Regions from separate parts of the Mus musculus genome. Here region 1 is linked to region 2. Evidence: chromatin loops called from intact Hi-C (ENCODE). Cell type or tissue: heart. All regions are shown on one strand. Each heading gives the region's core, and the rest is flanking DNA. Links, peaks and the distances in the headings are about the cores only. Region 1 overlaps Tmem131l (transmembrane 131 like). Region 2 holds the start of Tlr2 (toll-like receptor 2).

The links. A loop is a pair of places that touch in the nucleus more often than their neighbours do. Peaks named below come from ENCODE experiments on the same cell type or tissue, not always from the same donor. Only the 100,000 strongest peaks of a DNase experiment are listed, where the experiment ranks them.
Region 1: a loop joins it to region 2, with 6 times the contacts of the local background. A loop is called at or near these places in 16 of 42 quality-filtered maps.

Annotation. Positions count from the first base shown.
Region 1 is chr3:83,898,165-83,901,076 of GRCm38, forward strand. Tmem131l (transmembrane 131 like) reads right to left here. Exons shown (of 35, transcript NM_172681.4): 33 at 2,163-2,254; 34 at 1,013-1,152; 35 at 123-449. The coding sequence ends at 177. Among named protein-coding and RNA genes, the nearest start is that of Tlr2, 58 kb to the left of the region's middle. In heart, for the core only: a CTCF peak has its summit at 1,574 (motif pointing left); a DNase peak (open chromatin) is centred at 1,597.
Region 2 is chr3:83,839,924-83,842,835 of GRCm38, forward strand. It overlaps Tlr2 (toll-like receptor 2), which reads right to left and starts at 1,685. Exons shown (of 3, transcript NM_011905.3): 1 at 1,597-1,685; 2 at 966-1,213. In heart, for the core only: a CTCF peak has its summit at 1,476; a DNase peak (open chromatin) is centred at 1,598; H3K4me3 peaks cover 1,322 bases; H3K27ac peaks cover 888 bases.

The DNA of each region.
Region 1 (2,912 bases), core at 221-2,720, 58 kb after region 2:
AACAAACACCCAGATTTTAAAAAGCAAAAATAAACAAACAAACAAACAAACAAAACATTTATTTTTATATAAAAGTGCCAAAATATCCACCAATGTTGTACTCTATCGCGACAACCAGTTTACGCTAGGAATCAAAACACAAGGCCCTTTATTCACATTGCTCAAAGCTCAGTCCCTCACATGTTCCCACAGTAGCTGGAGTCTCTGGACAGGGGGAAGTTTGCATTGCGATTTGCTGTGCTAGTCCATATGTCCAGGTTCATGTAGGCACGGAACGGGTTAAAGCCCAGGTAGTACTCCTTGCACATGACCTGGTTTTCCATGTGGGTTGCATGCTCTGTGGCAGGGCTGATGGGGCAGCAGGTTTCATACACTTCACTTTGTGGGGCCCAGATGGAACCAAAGAGTCCAGACATGGGAGACAAGCTTCGGGTGCTCGTGAGGTAGGACTGAAGCGGAAACAAAGGTGGACAAGAGAACCAAAGGTTAGAAACCAAGAAGGGGCTTTCCAGACAAAACACTGAGACTGAAGAGATAGCCTAGGGGACACAGCCATGATGTCATGTCTACCTGCCTACCTGAGAGCTGTTAAACCATCCCAAACATTGCTATGACATTTTCATCTGATCTGTTAAGTCTATTTGCAATCTAAAGGGTTCAGTCAAATGTCTCCCGTGAAGAAATGTGTGGTGTGGGCACAAGGGGAGACAGTGTTGTGTGGTGTGGGTCTGAGGAGAGACAATGTTGTGTAGTGTGGGTGTGAGGAGAGACAGTGTGGGCACTACAGACAGCTGCAGAGCCCCTCTTTCACCTCTAACCCCACTGAAGGCCGCGGAGGCCACTGAAGGCCGTGACACAGACTTCCTGCCTGTCTCCACATTACAGCCTTCAGAAGGCGGCCACTACTCTTGTATATGAATCCCATCAGTCTGCCTGACCTGCACTCTGTGCTGAAGCGAGCAGAGCACAGGAAGAGAGAGCAGTGCAGGGGAACAGGAAGGGCGACACTCACTGGAGAGTTGACGAGACTGGCATGGCCCCAGGCAGCGGGCATGCTGGCCGGAGTGTTCCAGGTAGAGGGGGTGCTGTGGCCAATGAAGTCCGTCTGAACTTTCGAGGAGCAGGGGAAGCCATTGGTATAATTCATGTTTTCTGTGAGGGATGGGAGAAAAACTGTTGGTGAGGTGCTGAATTCTCAGTGGAGGATAAAGGCGGCCCTAACCCTGAGTGCAATCTGCATGCTAAGACAGAGCGCCCGGCAGGGCTGCATGTCTGTGCTCACTCATTACATGGGGATACTTCTAACACAGAGGTTAGAGTATTTCTAAAGAAGTGGACAGTGCCAAACTTCTTCCCTCCCCTCAAACCCAACAACATTCAGGGCCAGGTGCGGATGGAACCCTCGGGGCTCAGGCATTCTTGGATACACCTCCCAGCTACGTGCTCTCGATTTTGTTAATTACCAGCCCTCCTCACCCTCATCAACCTGCATATAGATCACATGGCCCCATAAAGCACTTACAAGTACTAAAGCTTTAATCCTAGGGGGACAGCTGCTGTAGCTCCCTCTTGTGGTTAGCTGGCTATAACGCAGTGTCAGAATCAACACCGGACACGTGGCTGGGAAGGGCAGTGCCAGCCAAGAGAAATGCTGGCCCAGCTGTATCCTGCAGTTTCCAGATACTCGGGGAATTCCCCAGCTCTTAATACTTATTGTAACACACGTGTTTTGATGGAGCACCTGTATGTGCCCACTATTCCTGCCCCAAGCTTGGTTCCCTCCTTCAGGGTTCCCCAGACCCAGGGGTAAAGTCGGGACGCGCTGAAGAATGAGTCTATCCCATAGGAGAGTCTCCTGCTGAGAAGTTGTGGCCCTGTTCTCCAATAAAACAGCTGCCCTGTTCAGGCTATAGAGCCATAAGTGACTCAGTTCAACCTAATTTACAGGACGCAGTGGGATGAGGTTACACACAGAAGACCCCAGACACCAGAGCAAGGGCTGCCGGGAGGGTCCATTTGAAATTGCCTCTTCCCATGTGCACAAGTGGATCCAAGTAGCAGCCCCCTCAAGGATCATCCAGGCTGCACACTGTTAGGTGCACAGGCACCTTGCTTGACTTCTGAGAATGCAAGAGTGCATTGGCAATGACCGAGTGCCTTACCTTCTGGGAAGGCATTGTAATCGTTCAGTTCCAGAGGGCAGTACACACTGGGAAATTGGCCTTCGCAGGATGCACTCCAATCAATGAAACTGCTACAAAAAAACAAACAAAAATCAAGGACTAGCTTCAAGTACAGCACGCCAAGAAAGGAGTAAAGACAGAGGAATGGCTCTACTGCCCTGCATCCTCATCTGCAAGTCTCCAGGATAGGGACATAAGCAGTGTGTTCTGTCAAGTCAGAGCCAGAGGCTTAGCTTCTTGCCAAGGACATTGTACCTGCAGGACAGTTGGCTGGGTCAAGGGCACGCTGCCTTCCAAACCGCATCTGTTAGCTAGACACGGAATCTGGCGCAGCTGTATTAGCACCATGGGAAGACAAGGGGACCCTCAGTGCCCCAGTATACACCTGAAGAGCTCTGTCATGCTGCTCCTGCTAATCAAATGTCCAGCTGTCCCCAGATTACAAGCAGCATCCAGCTTGGAAAGGTCAGCACTGTAACCTGTCTGGTACTGCGGTCACTGCAGGCTGCGGTGCATTACAGGAATAAATAAGGTGGGGATACTGTTACAATGAGCCGTCAAGTGGGTCCTGTGACATCAGACACTGACATTTGCCAGGTCCCCTCACTGAGTAACAATAGTATGGCAGACTGAAGCAACCGCTATTGTGTAACAATTTGCTGATATCAGATTTCTGATCCGTTTCAGTTTGTAAGTGTGTTCAAGAATAAGCCACAGGAAAATAAAGAT
Region 2 (2,912 bases), core at 291-2,790:
CATTTTCCCCTTTAGTGCCCCTAAGGAATCTATCTCAGACACAGCAGGCGATGGGCCTGGGATGCAGCTTGTCTGTAGCACTTTGCTAGTATGCCATTGTGTTTGACCCCCAGGACTGAATAAACAGGGCACAGTTGTGGACACCTAGACTCAGGCAGGCGGAGGCAGGAAGTCAGTAGTTCAAAGACATCCACAATCACACGATGAGTTGCGGTCTCAGCATAAGGCCTGAGACCATCTCAAAAAAGCTAAGCCAGCCTATGATTGTAGGTTGTAGATGTTAATTCTTTCCTGACGCTACTAACTTGATCATTTAAGTGAAGTACCTTCTATTCAATATAATTAATATGTGGAGGCTTCCAATCGTTGCATTATGAACGTTCTGAATTGTTTCCCTATGTTAAGTGTTCTCCCTTAAGCTTCACTTCTTTAAATGGGAGGGTGATTTTTCATTGGGCACTTATCCCGTTAAATGTTAACTTATAAATTTAGAACAAACAAACAAACAAAAACTTGGTAGCTTAGAAACTTCCAAAACATACTGTCAATGCCTGGCAGTTTTTGTATTCACTAATTAAAGGTTTAAGGTGCAAGTGTTCTTTGCTTAGAACAGAAAAACAAAACAAAACAAAACAAAAACAAAACAAACAAAAAAACAAAAAAACAACAAAAAACTTCGAGTGTAGTGAAATAAGATATTTTCCAGTACTCATAATATTTCCCTTTTGGGGAGGAAAAGGGTCTCTCCGTCTGAGTCCAGCCACCTTACCTACCATTTGCTCTTTGCTGAAGAACTTTCTGTCAGATCAAAAGCCTCCAGGCAATCTGAGCGTTTTACACCCGAAATAATATTTCTCCTTTTTGAAACTAGAAAAGCCTTTTCCTGACATCTAAGATGTAAACACAAGGTTCTCGTTTATAGGACTGAAGAAGTCATAAGATACTTATTAAAAGACTCCACTCACGCTTTGTCTGAGGTTTCGGTAAGTTGTTTTCTGACCGGTGATGCAATTCGGATGCTCCAGAGATGAACGAAAAGCAGAGAAGTGAAGCCCCTACACTCAGAAACAAGATCCTGGTCAGAAGGAAACAGTCCGCACCTCCTTGAACGACATCTTTTCCACTTCTAGGTCGCAGAGACTGCCGTCCAACCTTCACCATCAGAAACTATGATTGCGGACACATCTCCTGCCAGTGACCGCCTGCCCGGAGCCTGGGGACAAGAGAGGGGTGGACTGGATGTAAGTTGGGACAGCGTCACCGTTCACCCTAGCTTCCCAGGGTTCAGAGACACTACAGACACTCCCTTCTGTGACCCCAGGGCCAGAAAGGCTGTAAAGACGCAGATCACACAGCCGCGGGCTCTGGGACAGTGGCTGCAGCTCTCCGGTGGCCCCCTCTTCCCTGGGTGTCCCTCTTCCTGCAGGGATCACAGCAGGAAACAAACATCTGGCCCCAAAGCTGATCCGCCCGGCTGGGGGCGCAGGTGCTTCACTTTGGAAACCAGGTCCCCGCACAGCACAGCGGCCGCCCCGGTCGATTCGACCCTGTCCGGGGAGGGGTGCAGCAACCCGGCAGCAGGACCGATCCACCTACCTAGGAGTCCTCCAGCCGCCGCTCCCCGTGCCCACTAGCCATCTGGGCACCAGCCTAGGAAGACTGAAGACCTGGAAGTGAGGGAAGGGGATGTCCCCAGGTCAGGGCCCCGAACTTCCCGGTCGCCAGCACCGCCCCCGGTGCGGCAAGCGCCGCCCACAGGGGTCTGCAAGGGGAACGGAGCCTGGCATCAGAGCTGGCAGGAGCCACAGGGCAGGCAAAACAGAACTGAAAGTCCAGAGGCTCCGTGTGGGAATTCCCCAGGTGTCCTAAAGAGAAAGCTGCCTCCCAGCTCGCCTTTTGGCTGAGTTGAGCTGCTGCAAGGATTCTGGAAGGAAGAGGATATTCTGAAGAGACGCACTCTCTTTGGTTATTGGAATGCTCCAGCTAGGAAACGTTAAAAAATTACAGCCCTGTGCCAGTCACAGGGAGTTTTTATCAGTTCACCATGAGGAAAACACTGGAGGCCTGGACAATGATGGCTGAATGACTCGGGGGGATAGCACACCTTGACCAAAACTGCCTACTTATGGATTCTTTCTGTATTATCTAAATCTAAACCTGTGGTGACAGGATGCTGAACTTAGGATGGGGGCGTCGTACACCCTCATTATTTAGTTGTCTTCCTGATGTGGCTACACTGAATAGCTACTTTTCTGCTGTCTACTGATAATCATTTAAATACCCTATCGAGGCCCAAAAGGATAGGCTAGACAGCCAGGGCTGCCAAGACCCAGGTCCTAACTCTAACTACTCTAATCTCAGAATCTCACTTCTCCCTCAAACACATCTTTTGAACTCTTTTGCTATCTCTCCATCCTCAGAGGTTGCAACTTGGGCTCAGGAATATTTTCTCTTTCTCCTCCTTTTCAACACTTTGTCCCCCTGCCCTTATGTCTCTGGGATCCATTTCTGCTCAGCATCTGATAACAGAGTCTACCAGCCTCCATGCAGACCTGAATGGCAGCATTGTGCTTGGGATATGAATGGATAAGGATGGCACAGATATGTTTCTCTTTCCTTGGCCCCCAGAACAGCCCCCCTTCTAAGCATGGGGAAGATTCGGGGCCCCCACTTCTATCTATGGCTTTGAAGCTAAGTACTTCCCTTTCTCTATCCCATAGCTGCATCGCAGAGTGATTCTGAAAACAGCGTAGATTGGTTTGCTTCATGGTGGAGATGTGGCTCCATATTCCAGTTGTAAGGGGAAACCCCCTACTTTAAAACAAGTTAATCACCTGCCTCGGGTGCCTGTGATCCCATTTGACCTCGGCAAGGCGAGATTGGATGCAGAGCAAGCAACCTTACCCCCATTT